Regions from separate parts of the Homo sapiens genome. Here region 2 is linked to region 1. Evidence: chromatin loops called from intact Hi-C (ENCODE). Cell type or tissue: IMR-90. All regions are shown on one strand. Links, peaks and the distances in the headings refer to the core of each region. The heading gives the core; the rest is flanking DNA.

Region 1 (13,256 bases), core at 3,239-11,238:
TTTAATATAAATATGATTTATTTAAATTCATATACAATTGACAAAGGGAAACTAAATTAATTTTCTTTGTCACAATAATTCAGTTTAGGGTATGGCATTTAACAGATATTTTCTTAATGATTTAATGTTTAAGTGAACAAAATGAGGAATAAGTTGAAACTTGCAGACAGAATTGGATTTATTAAAATAAATAACTTCTACACTGTCACAGTTACTGAAGTCAGGTTGGATTTCCTTGGAGAGTTCAAACTCATAACAGAGGAAACAAGTATTATACAATGTTAATAGTGGAATCTAAATGGTGTGTATATAGGAGTTCAGTTAATTTTTTTTTCAACTTTTATATATGTTTGAACATTTCCATAGCTTAATACTCAGATTTTCTGTGAGATTTCTCATCTACTCACTTTAAATTTTGGGGAGAATCCAATACCTTCTCCCATCTCCAACAGACTTATTTGAGGGAAAATACACAGTTGTTAAGGAATGATTAGATTTTTTTAATCTGTCTTTTATATGCAGATCTCTTTGGGAACTGTTTTCCACTCCTATCCACACTCCTGTTTAAAGAAGTGTCCCATGCCCATTTTCCTTATCTTCCCTACCTCCCTTGAAACAAAACAAAAACTAAGTAATTAGTATGTCAGGTATCGTGCTGAATATTTTAACACTGACTCATTTAATTTCTAATTTGGCATGAATATTGGGATTCTCCAGAGAAACAGTACCATTAAGATTAGGATATTTATTTATTCATTTATGTATTCACTTATTTTAAGGGATTAGCCTATATGATTATAGAGGCTGGCAAGTACCCAAATCTGCAGTTAGTCAGCAAACTGAAGACCCAGAAGAGCCAATGGCTTAGTTTCAGTTCAAGTCCAAAAGGCCTGAGAACCAGGAGAGCCTATGTTGTAGTTCTAATTCAAAGGCTGGCAGCTTCAAGACCCAGAGAAGTCCTATGTTTTAGGTTAAGTCCAAAGGCCAGAAAAAAAGCAGATGTCCAAGTTCAAAGACAATCAGGCAGGAAGAATTCTTTCTACTTGAGGAGAGTCAGCTTTTTTGTCCTATGTTAATCTTTATCTACTTAGATAAAGCCCAACCACATTAGAGAGAGCGACCTGCTTTGCTTAGTTTACTAATTTAAATGTTAATTTCATCTGAAAAACACATAGCTGGAGCATGGTGGCTCATGCCTGTATTCCAAGCAGTTTTAGAGGCTGACGCAGGACAATAGCTGGAGTTTAGAAGTTCAAGACCAGCCTGGGCAACATAGAGAGACCCTGTCTAGAAGAAGAAGGAGGAGGAGGAGGAAGGGGAGGAGGAGGAGAAGGAGGAGGAGGAGGAGGAAAGAGACGAGAAGGGGAAGGAGAGGAAGAGGAGGAGGAGAAGGAGAGGAAGAGGAAGGAGAAGGAGAAGAAAAAGAAATAATTAGCTGGGCATGGTGGTGCACACCTGCAGTCCCATCTGGGAGGCTGAGGTGGGAGAATCACTTGAGCCCAGGTGGTTAAGGCTGCAGCAACCTGTGATGGCAATGCTGCACTCCAGCATGGGCAGCAGAGTGAGACCCTGTCTCAAAAAAAAAAATAATAAAATTTTTAAAAAGACACATAATATTAACTTTCACATGTTCACCCTTTGCCAGCTTAGTGCAGATACACATCTCCCTAAACCATACTTCATCTTCAAATAAAAACAATAACAGGGCCATATGCCACATAACATAATACAACTATCCTGTGTGCAACTGAAAACACACTAATTCCTTCTCCAGAAAAGGAGATAAAGTACATGAATGATGTTTACTCTTCTTGATATATTGTAAGATAAATACTGTGATGTAAAGTTTAAAATATTTAAATACTATGATATAAAGCAAATAATCTTATGTTACATGATAAGGAGCTAAGGCAGGGAAGAAAACAAAGATATTTGCTTAACATGTATACACAAACATATTCATAACCAGACAAAGGAGGACATACTCATGACAATTACAATCCTTGTTGCTGTAGGGGTCACATGGTCCTAGGTGGCATTTATAATGACCTTATTCTATGTATTATGCATTCTTTCTGCATTCAGCAAGCACCTCAGCTGGTCATGGTTAACTACCTGATAGGGTGACCAAATCTTCATTCCTGAAGGGTCTGGTTTATTAGTAGTCCTTCCTTAATTGGGTGGCTATAATTTTCCATTGACTTTAATCACAGGACATGAAAATACCCAAACCCCCTAAGGGATCTCCTGTATTCCAGACATATGCTTCCTTACCTCCAGAGTAGACTAGTAGTCCAATTTCCCTTTAGGAGTCAGGATCAATCACCCAATTCAACACAGTAACTCTCTTTGCATATCAATTCAGAGGCATGAGGAGCCCAAAGTGGAAGTTAAGCAGTCTTAACTTCCACTTCAATTTAATCACTGTTGTGTCTTCTCATGGAAGCATTCCTCCCTCTGGAACTAAGACCGCCAGGCCAGCAGAATATAGCAGAGGATAAGATTGTGGTGACAGGAAACAAAATTTTGCTAGTGGGTCACTAGGGATAATGGTGAGATGAGCCACTCTCATTTCCACCACTTGATTCCTGGACCTGTGAAATCTAACTGTTGGAGAAATAACATCATTTATTAGATGCTGATTCAGAGCATATAGAGCCTTCTGTAGAACTTTGCCCCAGGCCTGCAAGGTATTTTCATTTAGCTGGCACTGCAACTGAGTCTTCAACAGGCCATTCCACAACTCTGTCAAGCCAGCAGCTTCTAGATGGTGGGGAACATAAGACCAGTAAATTCTGTGAGCATGGCCTCATTGCTGCACTTATTTTGCAGTGAGTTGAGTTCATTGATCGGAAGCAATGTTGTGTAAAATACCAAGACAGTAGATAAGGGACCCTGTAACTCCATGGACGGTATTTTTGGCAGAAGCATTGTATGCAGGGACAGCAGATTCATATGCAGATTTTGTCTATTGCAGTGAGAACAAAATACTGCCTTTTCCATGATAGAAGCAGTCCAATGTAATTAATTTGTGACCAGGTAGCTGTCTGACCACCTCACACATTTATTTCTCACAGTCATGATTCAAGTTGTGAGTTCTAAACTCCCAGGGTAGATGAGTTTGTCTTAAATGACAAATCCACCCTAACATACTGTGATGGTTAATACTGAGTGTCAACTTGATTAGATTTAAGGATACAAATTTTTGATCCTGGTGTGTCTGTGAGGCTGTTACCAAAGGAGATTAACATTTGAGTTAATGGGCTGGGAAAGGCAGACCTACCCTTAATCTGGGTGGGCACAATATAATCAGCTGCCATCATGGTTAGATTATAAAGCAGGTAGAAACGTGAAAAGAGAGACTGGCCTAGCCTCCTAATCTACATCTTTCTCCCATGCTGGATGCTTCCAGCCCTTGAACATTGGACTCCAGGTTCTTCAGTTTTGGAACTCAGACTGGCTCTCCTCAGCCTGCAGAAGGCCTATTGTGGAACTTTGTGATTGTGCGAGTTAATACTTAATAAACTCCCATATATATATAGAATACATATGTATATTGCATTACTTCTGTCCCTCTAGAGAACCCTGGCTAATATACATACTAATCCCCCTAAGCTTTTAAATTCCTTTCTCCACATTAAACCAAAGCAAGTACGTATTTCTGACTTGCTAATTATTGGTCACCTTTTGGTCCCTGTTTCAGCCAACCAACAAAACAAACTATTAGAACCCCTTTTAACTCCCTGAGCTGCAACATTGGTTAAGAATCACTGCTTAGTGAGCTTATATGAATAATTTAACTTGATCCAACTTTATGTTCCTTTCACCATTATCCCACACCATTAGTATCTGTTCCCACACATGTTCCCTGGATTTTTGTCTGTATAAATTAGAAAGCACAAAGTAGTTCTTTTGGAATATAGTGCACCTCCTTGTTTTACTCATGAGGATGTATACTTCACCTTTAGGCACCTTCTGGACTTTAGCTATAAGTCTAAAAGCAAAGAGGGATCATGGGGATGGGTCCTGAGGAGAACCATTAATCTTACAAGATAACTCTCTCAGGAGAAGCCATTAGAGTTTCTTCAGGCAATACATAGTAAATCCCCTCAAATGGGGATAGAAAAGATGCTTCCACTATGTCTGGAAAGTCTGCTTCCACTGGCAAAAATGATGCAGAATTTAGGGGCTCAATGTCTTAACCTTCATCAGGATCTTCCCACATATCTCCATTTCATCTTTCAGGAACCCCATTACTTCCTTTGCAATCAATGTCCACATTTTAACAGAAGGCAACCTGTGAGGTTGGCAGTTCAAACTTGTATTGTAATTCAGCCAGTTGCATGATAAAGATTTGGTTTTCCACAACCTCAGCCCTGAGCTACAGGAGATAGCAGTCTCCTTCAGGGCTCATATAGAAGCTATCAAGTCATTTACGTAGCACTTGAATTGGGACATTGAATCCTTGAGTTCATCTTTTTCTTTTCCTACTTAATTAAGCAACATTAGGAGCAACCAGCCAATCTCATTATACTTGTTAGTCAGACAGAAGTGTTTAAAAGTATCATATATAATCATGCAGATCCTTCCAAGATTCTTATATGCCATTGATCAGTAGTATGCAATGGTGAGATTTTGTGTATCTGTACTGTCAGACCATGCCACAGACCATCAGTACTTTTTCTACCACTGAAAATAGAATCATTAGCATATTTAAATCTAATCAGATTAGAGAGCAGATTTCATAAACCCCACAACCCATTCAGAAAACTCATCTTAAAATTCTGTTTCTCTTAAACAATAAACATAAGATGGCAGTCTAAAAATTGAAAAAAATTTGCAAACCATATATCTGACAAGGGGTTAATATACTGTATTTATGAAGAATTCATACAACTCAATAGTGGGAAAAACATAACCCAATTAAAATACAGACAAAAAACCTGAATAGACATTTCTCCAAAGAAGACTTAAAAATGGACAACAGGTATATAAAAAGGTGCTTAACATCATTAACCATCAAGAAAATACAAATCAAAACCACTATGGAATATCACCTCATACCCATTAAGAAGGCTATTGACAAAAAGTCAAAAGATAATAAATGTTAGAGACATTGTGAAGAAAAAGAACTCTCGTAATGCTGTCAGTGGAAATGTAGACTGGTGTCGCCAATGTGGAAAACAATATAGAAGTTTCTAAATAAACGAAAAATAGAATTCTCATATGACTCAGCAATATCTTTTCTGGGTATATACCCAAAGGAAATGAAATTACAATCTCATAAAGATATATGTACTCCCATGTTCATTGTATCATTATTCACAATAACTAAGATATAAAAACAACCTAAGTTCCTGTTGACTGGCAAATGGATAAAGAAACTGTACTACATGCATACAATGGACTGTTACTCAGCTTGAAATAATGAGAGCTTGCACTTTGCCACAACACGGTTGAGCTTGGAGAACATTATGCTAGGTGAAATAAACCAGACACAGAAAGAAATTTTTCACATTATCTCACTTATATGTGACATTTTAAAAAATTGTTTAAATATACAGAGACAGAGAACCAAACAGTGGTTACCAGGTGAGGTGGTGGGGGAAGAGGGAGGTGCAAGTCAAAGGATATGAAGAAGCAGATATGTAGGATGAACAAGTATACAGATCTAATGTGTAGGATGAGAACTATGGATAATAAAATTGTACTGCATATGGTATCAGGCTAAATGAATAGATTTTAGCTGCTCTTGCTACAAAAACAACAACCGAAAAAGAAAGGGCATTTTTTTTTTACTATCTATGCATATCCCATAACATCATGTTGTATGCCTTATAATAAATATGCACAGTAAGTATAAAAAAGAAAGAATATAATACATATATTGAGTTTATAGAAAGGGACTTCTAGAAGATTATTGAACCACTAGATGGAAGGGCCTTGGGTCCCTAAATGACTATCTGAAGCAGATCAGCATCACACTCCTCCCCCAGCATGCCACTGACTATGACATGTGAGATGAGTATGTCATGTCTTTTGGCTATGGCATTAGAAAGAGTAATAAACTGTTAAAATACATGTTTTTATTTTTTTATTTTTACTTTTTAAATTTATTTACCTGTCACCCAGGCTGGAGTACAGTGGTGTGATCTCGGCTCACTGCAACCTCTGCCTCCCAGGTTCAAGCAATTCTCCTGGCTCAACCTCCTGAGTAGCTGGGATTATAGGCACCCGCCACCATGTCTAGCTAATTTTTTGTATTTTTAGTAGAGATGGAGTTTTGCCATGTTGGCCAGGCTGGTCTTGAACTCCTGACCTCAGGTGATCCACCTGTCTCGGCCTCCCAAAGTGCTGGGATCCCCGGCCACAATATTGTTAATAGAAAACAAATATTCCTCTAGAACCACTCTCAGTGCCAAAATTTCTATTTGTCAGAATTCTCTAGAGAAGCAGAACCAATAATTATCATCTCTTGGTATCTGTTGGGGGTTGATTCTAGGACCCCTCCATCCTCGAGTATACCAAATCCCAGTAATGCTCAAGTCCCTTATATAAAATGGTGTGGTATCTGTATACAACCTACACATGTTCTCATGTATGCTTTAAATCATCTCTAAATTACTTATAATACCTAATGCAATGTAAATACTATGTAAATAGTTGTTATACTTTATTATTTAGGGAGTAATAAGAAAAGACAAAGTCAGTACATGTTCAGTGCAGATATTCTTTGTTTCAAATATTTTATCTGAAGTTGGTTGCCTCTATATACATACGGAGAGAGAGAGAGAGAGGAAAGAAAGGAAAGAAAGAAAGAAGGAGGGAAGGAAGGAAAGAAAGAGAAAGAAAGAAAGAAAGAAAAAGGAAGAAAGAAAGAAAGAAAGAAAGAGATATATTTATTATAAGGAATTGGCTCATGTGATTATGGGTACTTGAAAGTCCCAGGATCTACAGGGTGAGTCAGGAAGCTGGAGTGGAGACTGAGGAGAGCTGACGGTTTAGTTCCTGTCTGGACTGTCAGGCTTGAGACCTAAAAAGAGCAAATGTCCCAGTTCAAAGGTCATTAGGAAGAAAGACTTCTCTGTTACTTAGCCTTTTTGTTCTACTTGGACCTTCCATTGATTAGATGAGGCCCACCTACATTAGCAAGGGCAATCAATATTCTTTACTCAGCCTACCAATTTAAATGTAATCTCATTCCAAAACATCCTCACAGAAACAGAATAATGTTTGTGTAAATATTTGGGCACCATATGGCCCAGTCAAGTTGACACATAAAATTAACCATCATGGCACTACTAAATCTTGGAGAAGAAACTTCCACCATGGTGGAGCTAGGACTCTTTAAAGATGTAATATTTGAGCAAAAACTTGAATATTATGAAGGAATTGAAGGAATCATGAGATTCTTGGGTAAGAGCCTTTTCCTCAGTTACAGAGGGAAGACCAGAGCCAATGACCATGAGTCACAGCGGGTTACATGCTCTAGGAATAGGAAGGATGCTAAGATAGCTTGTGTGAGAATGAGTGTTGGAAGCAGTGATAATAAAGTTCATAGATATAGCCAGGTGTCAGATCATGCATGGCTTTGTAGGACATCAAAAGGCACATCGATTATATTCTATTTGTGACAAGTAAGGACTAGAAGAATTTGAGCCGGGAAAGGACATTCAGTGCTTTGAGAAAAAAACATAAGATTACGAGACAAGAATAAAAGTAGGAAGATCAATTGAGAGCCTGTTTGTATAATTCAGTTTCATTTTCTTGAAATTAGACTACAGAATGTATACTGGCGGGTTGCGGTAAGTGTCCCAATTTGAATGCTGCTCACTACATAGACAGCCCAACCTTTCATGTGTACCTTCCTTAAGAATTCTGGAGTAAAGTGTGGAAGCTGACATACATTAAGGTTATTGACCACCTCTGATCTCAGAGGGCAGATATTACTCTCAGGATTTCCTTTGCAGCATTAGAAGCTGCAGGCTCATTAGACTCCAAATATGTGAACCACCACCACATGTCAACTTTGATTTAAAGCAAAGGAGCTGGCATTGCTTGAAGGTGAGGTCACTGGAATCGGAGCCTTGATGAAGTTTCTCAGAAAGAAAACATTGTGCTGTGTTTGTGTCTCCCTCACATTCCTCTTTCCCCCTCGCCTCACTTCCCACCACATGTGGGTTGGCTGTTCCTAAGGCCCCAGGGATTGAAGGAAAGGCGTTGAGTTTGGAGCATATCAAAGAGTCTACACAAAACCAGGGAGAAGTCCCCCTCAACCTGGGCACAGTTTTCCAAGGAAAGATATTCTAATTTTGATGGGAGAAAGAGACTGGGAGAAGAAGCTACTTCAGCCTGTTACAGAAAACAACTCTTGGTGTGTGTTCATGGAATTCGCTACATAATAAGGAAGCTGATTCTCCAGCTGTGAGTCAGAGTCTGGCTGATGTAAAACGATGAAAGAAAAAGCCCCTAGAGGTTTACACACAGGCAAAATTTCCAGGATTGTGTCCCCATTAACAAAGGCTGGGACCAGGGAGTAAGGTTACCTGGGTTTCAAGATCAGTCCATTCACAGGGGTCATGCAAGACTGAGCTAGTTAATTTTCTCCTTTGGCTTCAGTGTCCTCTTCTGTAAAGTACGGGTAATAATGTTATTTCGTTTGCAGGGTTAATATGAGGAGGAGAAGACATAATGCATGGGAAAATGCTTTGTAAATTCCAAAGCTATTACCAGTATAAGTTTGTTTTACTTCATACCATTCAACTAATATTTATATTGAAAATCCCTTTGCTTCTATTCCTGTTCTAGGTCTGGAGATTGAACCACAGTCGAGTACCTAGTGGAGACAGAAAGTTAAAATCATGTTGTTTGTTTGTAAAAGTGGAAGTGTTGGTTGGGTGTGAACAGTTTGATTCCTTAGAAGTGAGTTGGAACTCACCTTAGAAGATAGTTATTCATTGTATATCCAAAATTCCTTTCTACTCCAGTCTTTGTCTCAGAAGATGCTATTATATGATACCCATCCAATTGCTCAAAACAAAAGCCTAGGAGTCTTTGTTGATTCTTTTATTTTTTTCTTTTTTTGAGACAGAGTCTTGCTCTCTTGCCCAGGTTGGAGTGCAGTGGCACGACCATGGCTCACTGCAGTCTCAAATTCCTGGGCCCAAGTGATCCTCCCACCTCAGTCTCCCAAGTAGCTAGGACCACAGGCATGCACCATCACCACACATGGCTAGCCCAGCCTTTTTTTTTTTTTTTTTTTTTTTTAGATAGAGGGGTCTCCCTCTGTTGCCCAGGTTGGACTCAAAGTCCTGCGCTCAAGCAATCTTACTGTCTCAGCTGCCCAAAGTATTGGGACTATAGGCATGAACCACTGTACCCTGCCAATTATTTTCTTTACTCCTTCCACATCCAGCCTATCAGAGAGTCCTATTTCCTCTGCCTGAAGAAAATATCTTGAAATCTCTCCTCCCCTGCCCATCTCTACTGCTGTCACTCTGATGCAAGGCCTTCTGTCACTGCTTACATGAAAGTTTCCAACTGCTTTCTCTGTCTCCAGTATTATCATCTATCCTACAGCAAACAGGTCTCTTAAAGATACCATACCATTTCTTCAAGAAGCTGAGGTAGGAGAATCACTTGAATCCCGGAGGCGGAGATTGCAGTGGTCGCACCACTGCACTCCAGCCTGGTGACATAGTGAGACTCCGTCTTAAAAAAAAAAAAAATGCCATACAATTTCCTGCTAACCCCTCTAACCGCCTAGATTTCAAACTCCTTAGCATGGCCACTCATGCCTTATGTCATCTGGCCTCTGTCTTCAAGCTAATTGCTCTCTCCAATGGTTTAGTCTACTATAAGTACACTGGCATTCTTGCTGTACTTCAAGAGAATGTTACTACTATCTTGGAGCATTTCACTGGCTGTTTCCTTTTCCTGAAAAGCTCTGATCCCAGATCATTGCCTCCTTCTCAGGTCTCAGCTCAAATGTCTTGACCTCAGAGAAGCTTCTGTCACCACCCAATATAACGACTGCCAGCCTAGTCACTTTCTGACTATGGTGCTTTTTGTTTCCTGTGCATTTATCATTATTTGCAATGATCTTGTTCAGTTGCTTACATCTTTGTTGTCCATGGTCACCTATCTCAGAAACTCTATGGGAACTGGCATCTTCTTTATCTATCTAGTTCAGTACTGTACCTGGCTGCCAATCTCACCATGATACACAGGAAACCTGGTCAGGTCCACAATCAATAGCTTCAGAGTGGATCCAAAGGCCCCTTTTATTTTTAGGAAAGCACTTTATAGTACCTTTTAGGGCTAAATCTAAAAATCTAACCCACCTAAATCCACCCTAGTTATGCAGGAATATCTAAGGTGAATGACAGGATCTAAGGTAAATTCTGCAGATTTAGAGAAGTTTTCTGTTCAGTGATATCAATTGGTTGTTTTTTGTGTTTTTAAAAAAACAACTCATACTTCAGAAAATTGCTTCCCTGGAAAACAATATTTTTCCTAAATTTGGATTTTGACTTGCCCAGGGCTATAAATCATAGGGTGTTCTTGTGGAGTTATCAGCAGCTGCATACAAAAGGAGAGTAGATGGAAAGGAATTGTCAGCAGGGGTTTGTTGATTGGATATGTTCATCATCTCACTCTGGTGAAAAGCTTGTTAAAAAAAGAAAAAAAGGAATGAACAGAACTCAGCATTGGAAAGAACACAGACTGAATACCCTTACTTGGTATTATTTACCAAAGCATAGACATGTACCAAACAAGGAAGAACACCTTGTATACTCTGGATCAAGGGGCCATAATAAGTGTAAGTGGGTAAGTGTAAGGTTAAGGTTAAGGTGAATAAGTGTAAGGTGAAGCAAATGTATATTCTCTGTCATCAATTACACAGGAAATTTTGTAATCCTGTTGCAGAAGATGAGGCCTGGGGCAAAATGGCTTTAGAAAGGGAGAACAAGGCCAGGCGCGGTGGCTCACACTTGTAATCCCAGCACTATGGGAGGCCAAGGTGGGTGGACCCCTTGAGGCCAGGAGTTCAAGACCAGACTGGTCAACATGGCAAAACCCCGTCTCTACTAAAAATACAAGAAAATTAGCTGGGCATGGTGGTGCATGCCTGTAATCCCAGCTATTTGGGAGGCCAAGGCAGGAGAATCGCTTGAACCTGGGAGGCAGAGGTGGCAGTGAGCTGAGATCATGGCACCGACCTCCAGCCTGGGCAATAGAGCAAAATTCTGTCTCAAAAAAAGAAAAGAAAAGAAAGAGAGAGAAAAAAAGAAAGAGAACAAAAGGTTTCCACTTTTATTTATTTATTTATTTTAATTTTTTTATCTTTTTCTGAGACAGAGTCTCGCTTTGTCGCCCAGGCTAGAGTGCAGTGGTGCAATCTTGGCTCACTGCCACCTCTGCCTCCTGGGTTTAAGCAATTCTCCTGCCTCAGCCTCCCGAGTAGCTGGGACTACAGGCACATGCCACCACGCCTGGCTATTTTTTTTTTTTTTTTTTTTTGTATTTTTTAGTAGAGACCGGGTTTCACCGTGTTAGCCAGGATGGTCTCCATCTCCTGACCTCGTGATCTGCTCGTCTTGGCCTCCCAAACTGTTGGGATTACAGGCATGAGCCATTGCTCCCAGCCAAGTTTCCACTTTTCTATGGGGACATTACATAAGACTAATGTCAAGTGTCAAGTAAAAGGCAGATGCTTGGAAAACCCCATGCAATTGTTGGGGGAGGTGAATGGGGGTGGGATGGCATTGGGAACTGATACCTGCTTTTAAAGGAAGACTGAGAGCTAGTCAGGTATGAGTAGGTAAGGAACCATGGCATTGCATTTGACCTGTGGATTCTGAATGAAGCCACTTCCAGTGGCAATTATAAGTTACTCTCTGTGTTGTGTATCAATTTCATTATCCCCAGCTTCTTAGGAGTGTCCCCTCACCCTTGGTCAAGTCAGGAGGTAAGAATGATCCCAGTCTACTGAGGACACTGTGCCCACTGGAGTGGCAATCTGGTGAGGACCAATGGCAACCAACGAAGTTAGATGATACCACAACCAAGAGGCAGATGGCAGGAAATAAATAAAGAAATGGCTCTGTCTACATGTGCTAAAGTGGAACTTGGAAAATCCCCTACAGGATCAAGAGACATAGGTGGGGTGGAGCACCATTTTTTGGCAAGTAGGCTGGCTGAAGCTGATACTAGAGTAATTTTGCTATAAAAAGAAATGTGGCTTATTTTAGAGTACCGAGCTGCTTGTCTAGAGGAAAACAGCTCACACAGAGATGAGGAAGACACAGCTCACAGGATACTTACAGTTGGAATAAGCTATTTCAGTGCCTTTCAGGACTCACATAATCCTTTCGATGCCCCTCAGTGAGCTATGCACAAGTGTTCATTTTTCAATTCCCATTTTGGAAAATAGCTGAGCCCTTTACAAAGCCTAGCAAGAACTCCACATGTGAGGAAACATAGAAAAGGGCTTCTGAAAACTTATCCTGAAGAAACAAATTCTTCAGTCTGGAAAGGAAGATGAGTCAATCACACATTCCAGAAGAGGTAAGTTACCCAACATATTCTTATGTTGCACACAGGCCTGGCTCCACAAGCATGAGATAAGTGCAGCCACACAGGACCAACACTTGGAAAGGCACCGTACTTTGGGCTTAAAGCTCCACAGTCACTTTCTTGAAATCCTTAATTTTTTGTTTGAACTTGTATTGTGGAAGTGAAATCTGATAGGACAATGGAGCATGTTTCAGGACTTGGAGTCTTAGTCCTATGGACCCTACAGCCTGCTGCCTTCTCACCTCCCCTGGATAGGTTTTCAGCCACCTGCTCCAGGTCCCTGGTACTTAGTACCTGGGATTCCAGCCAGCCATCCCCTCCAAGCCCCTGCTCTGTGACTGTTGCTGCCCTCCAGCCAGGATTGTGAGGACCCTGGTAGTGTCATCAGGGGTGAGAAGCCTATGTTCACTGTCATCATCCATCTCCAGTTGGGGTCTGCTCATGGTGCAGGGTGGGCAGATCAGGATCAGATGTGCATGCCCTGTGGTGTCTCTAGGAGTGTACGGCAGCAACATGCCCTGCCACGGGTTAGTCCCAGTATTAGGACTGAAATTCTTTAGTGGTTTCCTATCCCAGTGGGTTGGAGCAATGAACTCTGGAAAGAAAAGACTGAATTCTGTGCTCCCAGTTAGGGCATTCCACTCCAGTGTGGAGGTTGATGGGAAAGAGAACCAGGC
Region 2 (8,000 bases), core at 1-8,000, 570 kb before region 1:
CATGCAATAGGGCTGACATTGAAATCCCAATTTAACGAATGAGAAATAGAGGTGTGAAGGAGATTAAAGATGAGGCCCATCTTAAGGATATGAATAGACAAGTCATAGAACAGGAAATGCAATTATCCAGTAAATGTATTTGAGTAGATGCTTACTTAAGAGCACATAACAGAAATGTCAATGAGAAGTCATATTTTTCCCATCAAAGTGGGTAAAAAAGTGCAAAGAAAAAACACTTTCATTATGCCAAATAATAAGCAGTCATGATACAAAATAGCAGGTCTTGGCACACACTGCTAGTGGGGTGGAAGCTAGTTCACCTGCCCAGAATGTCATAGTTGTGTCCATTAAAATGAAAAAGGCCCATAGCTTATCACCGGCAATTTCTCAGTATTCACCCTAGCAAAATGCTTGCATGTATGTGCCTGCAAGGATGTTTGTACGAGAATGCTCACTGCAACATTTGCTTGCAGCAGAAAAATGTGTGAAGTGACCTAAATGCCCACCATTAAGGGTATGGCTAAATTACCTGCAGCACATTCATACTGTGGGATACTGTACAGCAGCTAAAAAGATTGAAGTATATCTAAGAATTGAAGTAGATAGATATCCCAAATTAATACAATTTCCATCTCAAAGCTGTACATTTGATCTGTGGTTGAGTATGCCCTTCTGACATGCAGTATGCTTGTTCCTTCCTCCCTTCATTTATTCTTTCATTCATTTATCAATCTTGGCTGAACATCCACTTAGTTTCAACCATTTGAACTGTGGTGAACTTCTTCAATGATCAGCTGTTATGCATCCTTCAAGTCTCAGCTTACATGTCACTTCTTCCAAGAAGCCCTCCTTACCTATTCAAGCTCAGTTAGACACCCTTCCCATGTTTTCTCACAGCCCCCCTGCCCCCCGTGCTCCTCACACCATAACACTTTTCATGCTGCAGTATAATATTTTTCATTTAGAACCATGTGCTCATGAGGCCAGAGATCATGTCTGTATTAATCAGGGCTGCATTCGTAGCACAGAATAGATATTTAATAAATATTTGTTAAATGGGACAAGTATTACTTAACATGGATTATATTAGATTTTCACTAGTTGATGGATGAATGAATGAATAAATTAATACATACAAGAACAAAGGATGGATGACAAGGTGAGAAACGGAAAGAGCTATAAAAAGAAATGAGGCTTAGGAAAAAAAAAGGAAGAAAGAAAGTGGTGACTCAGCTCAAGAGCCATAGAAACAGCATGTAAGAGCCACCTGTGCCTTCACCTGACCCTGATTTGGGGTAAACTTTCCAAATCCTCTGAGGCTTAATATGACATTACATATCAATGTTATAACTAAGATCTGAAAGCAAGAGACGCATCTTCTTAGAGCCCACTTTGTGCTACTGCTGACTTATTCTTCACATGATCAACAAGTATCCATGGAGCCCCTATTGTGTCATTTAAGTGTCATAAATTTTGTACTTAAGAATATGAACCAGGTGAAGGAAAAACCACAAGCACTGTTAAATATAATACAACACAAACTGTGATCAAGGACTAAGGATCATGTTATAAGAAATTCATATTCCAAACAGGCTGGGATCCCAGGGATGGCAGCTCAGCTAGCTTTCATTATAAGTTACTGGGGGACACTTCTGGTTTCTGTTCAAATGTCATCTCATCAGAGAGGACTTTCCTGACCACCTATCTAAAAATCACTAAATCTTTTCCAACTGGGATATTATATAATAACATGCTTCTTTTATCTCTCCCAACTACAGGATAATAATCAATGAAACAAAAAGTTTTTCTTGCTGTATTCATTATTGAATCCCTAGAGGTTAGAAAGTAGTTAAGCTCATGTTGGAAGTCAACAAATACTTGCTGAGCAAGTGAATTAATGAATGCACTAAAGTTTCTAATTGATGGGTATTCAAAGCATTTGGAGTTCAGAGGCAAAAATTTGGATCTGATTTGTAAAATTTGGACTCACAAGAATGTCCACCCAGATCATATAAACATCTCCTTTCCTTATGTCTATTCATTTCCCCAAAGAATTATATTGAGAATGCCAAGGAGGTGAGATAAAATAGATATAGATTGTGTTGGAAGCTTTACAGGTCTGAATGTGAGAGAAGAATTAATAGATGACTAAATTGGGATACACAAATAAGCCAGTTGAGAGAGATGACTTTTAAGAATATTTCTAGCTCTCAACTGAGGATCCTAAGAAGACAGAGGCATAAACAAACATACTTGTTCAATCAGAGAATGAATGATCAAGAGCATTAGCTTTGGAGTTGACAGATCTACTTACAGACCCCAGCTTTGCCCCTTGATAGCTGTAAACTATAATCCACATTCCTTCTCTGAGTTTCCAGTCCCTATATATAATCTGGGGATAGGACCACCTACATTGTGGGGTTGTTGGGATGATTAGATCAAATGAGATTATCTATGTAAAGTCCCTAGTTAGTGCTTGACACATAGTACAAGCTTACTACATTTTGGCTTCTCCATTTCTCTTCAAATGCTAAATTCCTTCTCATTCTTCATTCCAGAACCATTTAAAGAACATTTTCTCAGTGCTTACCTTGTGTCTATAATTGTTCTACGTGCTTGGAATGCACCAGGAGAAAAACAGGAAAAAAATCTAGCCCTCGGGGAGTTTATATTCTAGTTCTAAGTTTAGACTTCAATTCATCCAAGTTTGGGTTAGAAACCTCTGACTCTGTGTTTCTGTTTCTTCCATCAGAATATTATTATACTGCAATGACACTGCTTGCCTGTCCCTCTCTTTTCCCATAGACTGTGAGCACCTTGAGTTTTCAGCACCACTGGATCACCATTTCTTAAAATAGTGCATAGCACCTAATAGATACCCAGTGAATATTTGTTGCATGAAGTGATGGATGAATGAGACAGACCAATAAGTAGATGAGAGTGAGCTACTGTTCACTGTTCCTGGTTTGCTTTATACTTTGCTTTCTCAGTTTTGTCCAGAGTATTTACTTCTTGGAGAAATCTGAAGATTCCATATAGGCCAAGGAGCACAGTGCTCAGTGTAGAAGCACTTGACAGCCAAGTGGAGAAAAAGATGCTTCCCTGCTATTTCTTCCCAGCCAGAAGCATAAAGAACTGTCTGTGTAATTTGTGTTATTGGACACCAAGACATCAAGGGTGGGCCACAGGGACTGATTGTGGACTAGTGGCCTCTGACTTGTAAGCCTGTCTTCCCCTTGCTATATTTAGAGCTTTGGCCAGATTGGATGCATTTCTCAGCTCTAAAATTCTGCCTTTACATTATTGTAGTAGGAAGTAGTATGGGTAGTGGTTAGGAAGGTGGAATTTGGAATTAGACTTAAGTTTGAGGCCTGTCTATGTCATTACTAGCTGTATGAGGTTAGTTTAATTACTCTCTGAATTTAAGCTTTTTCACCTACCTCAGAAGTGTTTGTAAGGCACTTAAAGCAGAGGAAATACTTAGTAAATGGTTGTCATTATTGTGGTCCACATTTCAGTAGGGCATACAGAGCCAGTGAGGTTTCCTCTGGGTACTGATTCTTACAGATAATCCCTATTGAATTCCTTTTACTACAAAAAAGTATGTGAATCACCTGTTACCCCAGACACCTTCTCTATGTCTACCCATAGAGAAGGGCTTAATGTGTTGGCCTCTCATTGTACAGATATGGAAACTGAGGTCCAAATAGGTGATGCGGTGTGTCTTTGTGTCATATGGTGAGTTTGTAGCAGAGTTGGCACTGGTACCCTTTCTTCTGATAGTGTCATTTCTCATTCGATAGAGGGGTTTCCACTTAAGGGAGATGGAGATGTTCCACATTTCTTTCTGGTCCTGGCCAAAAGTAATCAGTCTACTAGAAGTTTCCATGGGGTAAGCACAGAAGGCTCTCTCTTCATCACTGTCATACCTTGGGAAACTATCTCCAGTGTAGATAACAGAAAGAATAAATATTTTTGTTGAGAGAAAAAAAATGAAGACAAAGGTCAAAGGGAATCATGTAATGGGTTGAGTCAGGAAAGAAAAAGAAAGCATTTTTTCCCTCTCCTCTTTTTCTCCAAAACAGTCTTTATATAGAACTTGTATAAGAGCCAATTTATTTGATATGGAAAAAATGTGAAAGCAGCAAAATACACATACACACACATATACACACAAAGAGGTATTTGTGGTGGGGTTCAGGACTCAAATTACCAAGAGATAAAGGAGTTGAAATGGTAGGTTGATTTGGAAGGATGTGTTTCTCTTTTTTCAGTCTCAGAGAACATTCAGGTCAGGAAGCCCAGCCCATCCCAGCCCAGATCTCCAATAAACTCCTTGAAACACAAAAGATTCGAAGAGGAAGGCCGATGAAAGCCTCAGTCTAGCCCTTGTGCTTGACACATAGTAGGGACTAAAGAAATATTTGGAGAGTGAATGAAAGAACAAATTGTGCATAAGAGTGTCGACCTCACTACTGATGATTTGGCACAGTACGTGGCACTTTTACAAAGTGGGTAGGAGCTCAGCACTTAAGTTTGAGTGCCTTCAAGAAAGGGACTGGTCTGAGTCATCCTAATACTGTTTCCAGTACAGAATCTGGCATATAGAATGTTCTCATTACATATTTGTGAGTTGAGCAAGTAGTTGCATGAGTGAAAGAGAATTTGGAGATTCCTGGCCTTGGAGATAATTTAGAGCAGTGGCTATTAAACTTTAACTAGCATCCAAATTACCTGGAGAGGCCCTGCACTCAGAGTTTCTGATTCACTAGGCTGGACTGGGGCCTGAGAGCCTGGCCTTTCTCAGTTCCCAGGTGATACTGATGCCATTGGTCTGGGGCCACACTTTGAGAACTTGTTTAAGTGCACTGGTTTTTAAACTTGTTTAAACTTGTTGCAAATTATAATCACCTTATGAGATTTTAAAAGTTCTAATGGTCAGGCCTTATTCTTAACCATTAAATAAATATCTCGGGGGAGAGTGGAGATGGGATACAAGTGAGACCCAGGCAATTTTTAAATGTCCCAGTTTTTAAATGTGCAATCCAAATTGAGAAGAACTAGCCAGGTGCAGTGGCTCATGCCTGTAATCCCAGCACTTTGGGAGGCTGAGGTAGGCAGATCATGAGGTCAGGAGTTCTCAGACCAGCCTGGCCAACCTGGCAAAACCCCGTCTCTACTAAAAACACAAAAATTAGCCCAGCGTGGTGGTGCGTGCCTGTAATCCCAGCTACTCAGGAGGCTGAGGCAGGAGAATTGCTTATACCTGGGGGGTGGAGGTTGCAGCGAGCCAAGATCACACCACTGCACTCCAACCTGGGCAAGAGTGCAAGACTGTCTTGGAAAGAAAAAAAAAAAAAGAGAGAGAGAAGAATTAATCCAGTGCAACCTCCTGCATGCAAAGTTGAGGCATCGGAAGACTAGAAAGGACAAGTGACTCACCTAAGAGGGTAGAGCCAGTTAGTGATTTAGCTGAGATTTTGCTGAGAATAGAACTAAGCTAAATCACTAAGGGTTCTTTCATTTATTCAGTTTAATTTTCACCATTTCAAACTTATCAACCCATGGCAGCTCTCATAGGCTCGTAACTCGAGGCAAAAAAAGGAAAGCTGAGTTTAAACTGAGATTTTAAAACATCTATTATTTCTTCCCTCCATTGTTTTATAAAGAAAGTTTAAGTGGAAGCATATTTATAGAACTCTACCACTCTAGACAAGTGAGGAGATGGAAGAGACAGGGTTATGGAATATTTTTAAGGCAAGACTATCCTTTAAATTTTAAGTACATTCTCAAACACAAACCAAGTGCTCTTTCTGAGTTCTTAAACAGCTGTTCCTCATCTCTGATTCAATGAATTAGCAAGAGTTTGCCTGTGATGTGCACATTAATTGCTAGTATGTAAAAGGAAGTGCTGGTAAAGTGTTTGAAAGTGGTTCTGCCCTTTAAAAAGATTAAAAGTTTCCTCTAGAACTTGGTTCCCATTAATGATTGGCTTAGTGAATATTTTCAAGTAGACAGAGCAGAGATTGTCTTACATCATTTTAGAACCAAATAAAGAGCCACAAAAGGCCTATAGAAACCATTGACACCCAAGTTAGATGGCGAAGACTCTATCCTTTTTGTAGATTAAAACAGAAGTTGGAATCACATCTTTAATTGAGCACCAGTTGAGTGCAGTGGCTTAGGAGTCAGAACGAAATTCCAATCCTTACCTTCACCGCTTCCTAACTGTGTGATCTTGGACAAGTGACTTCACATCTCTAAGCCCCAGTTTTCTTCTTTGTAAAATAAGAATAATAGGGCTATGGTTGTGGAGAGGATGGAATGAGTAAAAGATGCAAAGACCTTAGCCCATTTTCTAGTACACAGGAAAAGCACTAATGGCTTCATTATAAGATGGTCTTCCTCCTAAGACAGAAATTCTGAGGATGTTTGGGGAAGAAGTAATAGAGAGGTGGCTTGAGAAGTGAGTAATTTTTTTTTTTTTTTTTTTTGAGATGGAGTTTCACTCTTGTGGCCGAGGCTGGAGTGCAATGGCATGATCTCGGTTCACTGCAACCCCGCCTCCTGGATTCAAGAGATTCTCCTGCCTCAGCCTCCTGAGTAGCTGGGATTACAGGTGTTCATCACCACACCCAGCTAATTTTTTTGTATTATTAGTAGAGACGGGGTTTCACCATGTTAGCCAGGCTGGTCTTAAACTCCTGACCTCAGGTGACCCGCCTGCCTCGGCCTCCCAAAGTGCTGAGATTACAGGAGTGAGCCACCTCCCTGGCCGGGAAGTGAGTATGAAAGACAAGTACTACTTCACATAAGAGCAGTGAGCATCCAGAAAGAGTTACGGAAACCTAAAGCTGCAAAGGCCCTAAGGATCAAATGGGTTTGAACCACTGTTCTGCCTCAGGAAATAAGACAAAAACAAGTGCTGTTAAAGTTGATATTCACTTTCCAGCACAATTTTTGTGCAAATACCTAGGACTGTGCCCAACCCCCACCCAATCTACTATAACTTCACCCCCGATTCACCCACTGAAAAAGCAATCAAAATGCATAAATTGTCTTCAATTTAATATAAAAAGAAAATCATTAGCAAACTTCAGTTCTTCTACTTTCATTAGTAATAAATGATTTTCTCACTGCTACTCTCATCCAACCTCCTTCATTTACTATTGGAATGACTAAGATTAAGAAAGGCTTATGAGGCTTAAGGTCACACATCAGATTTGTCACTAAATCCAGGTCTAATGGTTCCTTCCCTATTGCTCTTCCCATGATATCAACTCTGCCATGTTAAGACAAATCTACACCCAATGATGGGTTACAATCCATAGAGTGAGTCTTGACTGTGATGAACCTTCCCCCTGTCCAGGCCTCTCTGACCCACCTCACGTTCCTCCACAACCCACCCACTTAATAAACTCCCTATTCAGAGAATGCACTTACATGTCTACGAATTTCCTATTGAGATGTAGGATGGAGGCCACATCCATCTGGAGAGGAGGGTCCCGGACCACCTTATACTTCAGGGGCTTACACTGTAGACAGAGTGGGGTGTCTGCAGTGGAGGTCAACATGGCAGCATCGATCTCCAGGTGCTCATCCAGCGTGTAGATTTGGATGCCATACACCTCCTCGCCCACGTCCCAGAGTCTGATGGTCAGTGGGACATCACAGAAGACATTCTGAGGACCCAGGGAGATGTTCTTCCCACTGACAGCCAACAGTTTGATGTCATTGACAGCTCCACTAGAGTCCCAGTCAGTGGAGACAAAGGTCACCCAAATGGTCAGAGACTCAGGGACCAAGGGGTAGAGGAACTCCAGCTCGAGGTAGCAGCCTTGAGGCTCAGGGCAGGCTGGAGGAACCGTGTGTGGGTTGACAGCTGAATTTGGGCTCCAGGTGCGGACACTGGACTTACAGGGCTGTTCAACATCAGGATGACCTATGCAGAAGAGATGAGGGAATGAGTTCTTGGGGAAAGAGCTTTATTCCCATCCTTA

What was found. Hi-C counts contacts between places; a loop is a spot of excess contacts. Peaks named below come from ENCODE experiments on the same cell type or tissue, not always from the same donor. Only the 100,000 strongest peaks of a DNase experiment are listed, where the experiment ranks them.
Region 2: a loop joins it to region 1, with 6 times the contacts of the local background. A loop is called at or near these places in 2 of 110 quality-filtered maps.

The regions. Positions count from the first base shown.
Region 1 is chr9:115,668,017-115,681,272 of GRCh38, reverse strand. It overlaps LOC105376235 (a long non-coding RNA gene), which reads right to left. Exons shown (of 7, transcript XR_930270.3): 6 at 8,757-8,836; 7 at 8,445-8,628. Among named protein-coding and RNA genes, the nearest start is that of LINC00474, 250 kb to the left of the region's middle. RefSeq lists an enhancer at 7,993-9,192. In IMR-90, for the core only: no CTCF peak of the experiment used is centred there; DNase peaks (open chromatin) are centred at 7,472, 8,082 and 8,442; H3K4me3 peaks cover 347 bases; H3K27ac peaks cover 3,740 bases.
Region 2 is chr9:116,235,081-116,243,080 of GRCh38, reverse strand. PAPPA (pappalysin 1) reads right to left here. Exons shown (of 22, transcript NM_002581.5): 7 at 7,444-7,942. Among named protein-coding and RNA genes, the nearest start is that of PAPPA, 85 kb to the right of the region's middle. In IMR-90, for the core only: no CTCF peak of the experiment used is centred there; DNase peaks (open chromatin) are centred at 4,090 and 4,600; H3K27ac peaks cover 1,647 bases.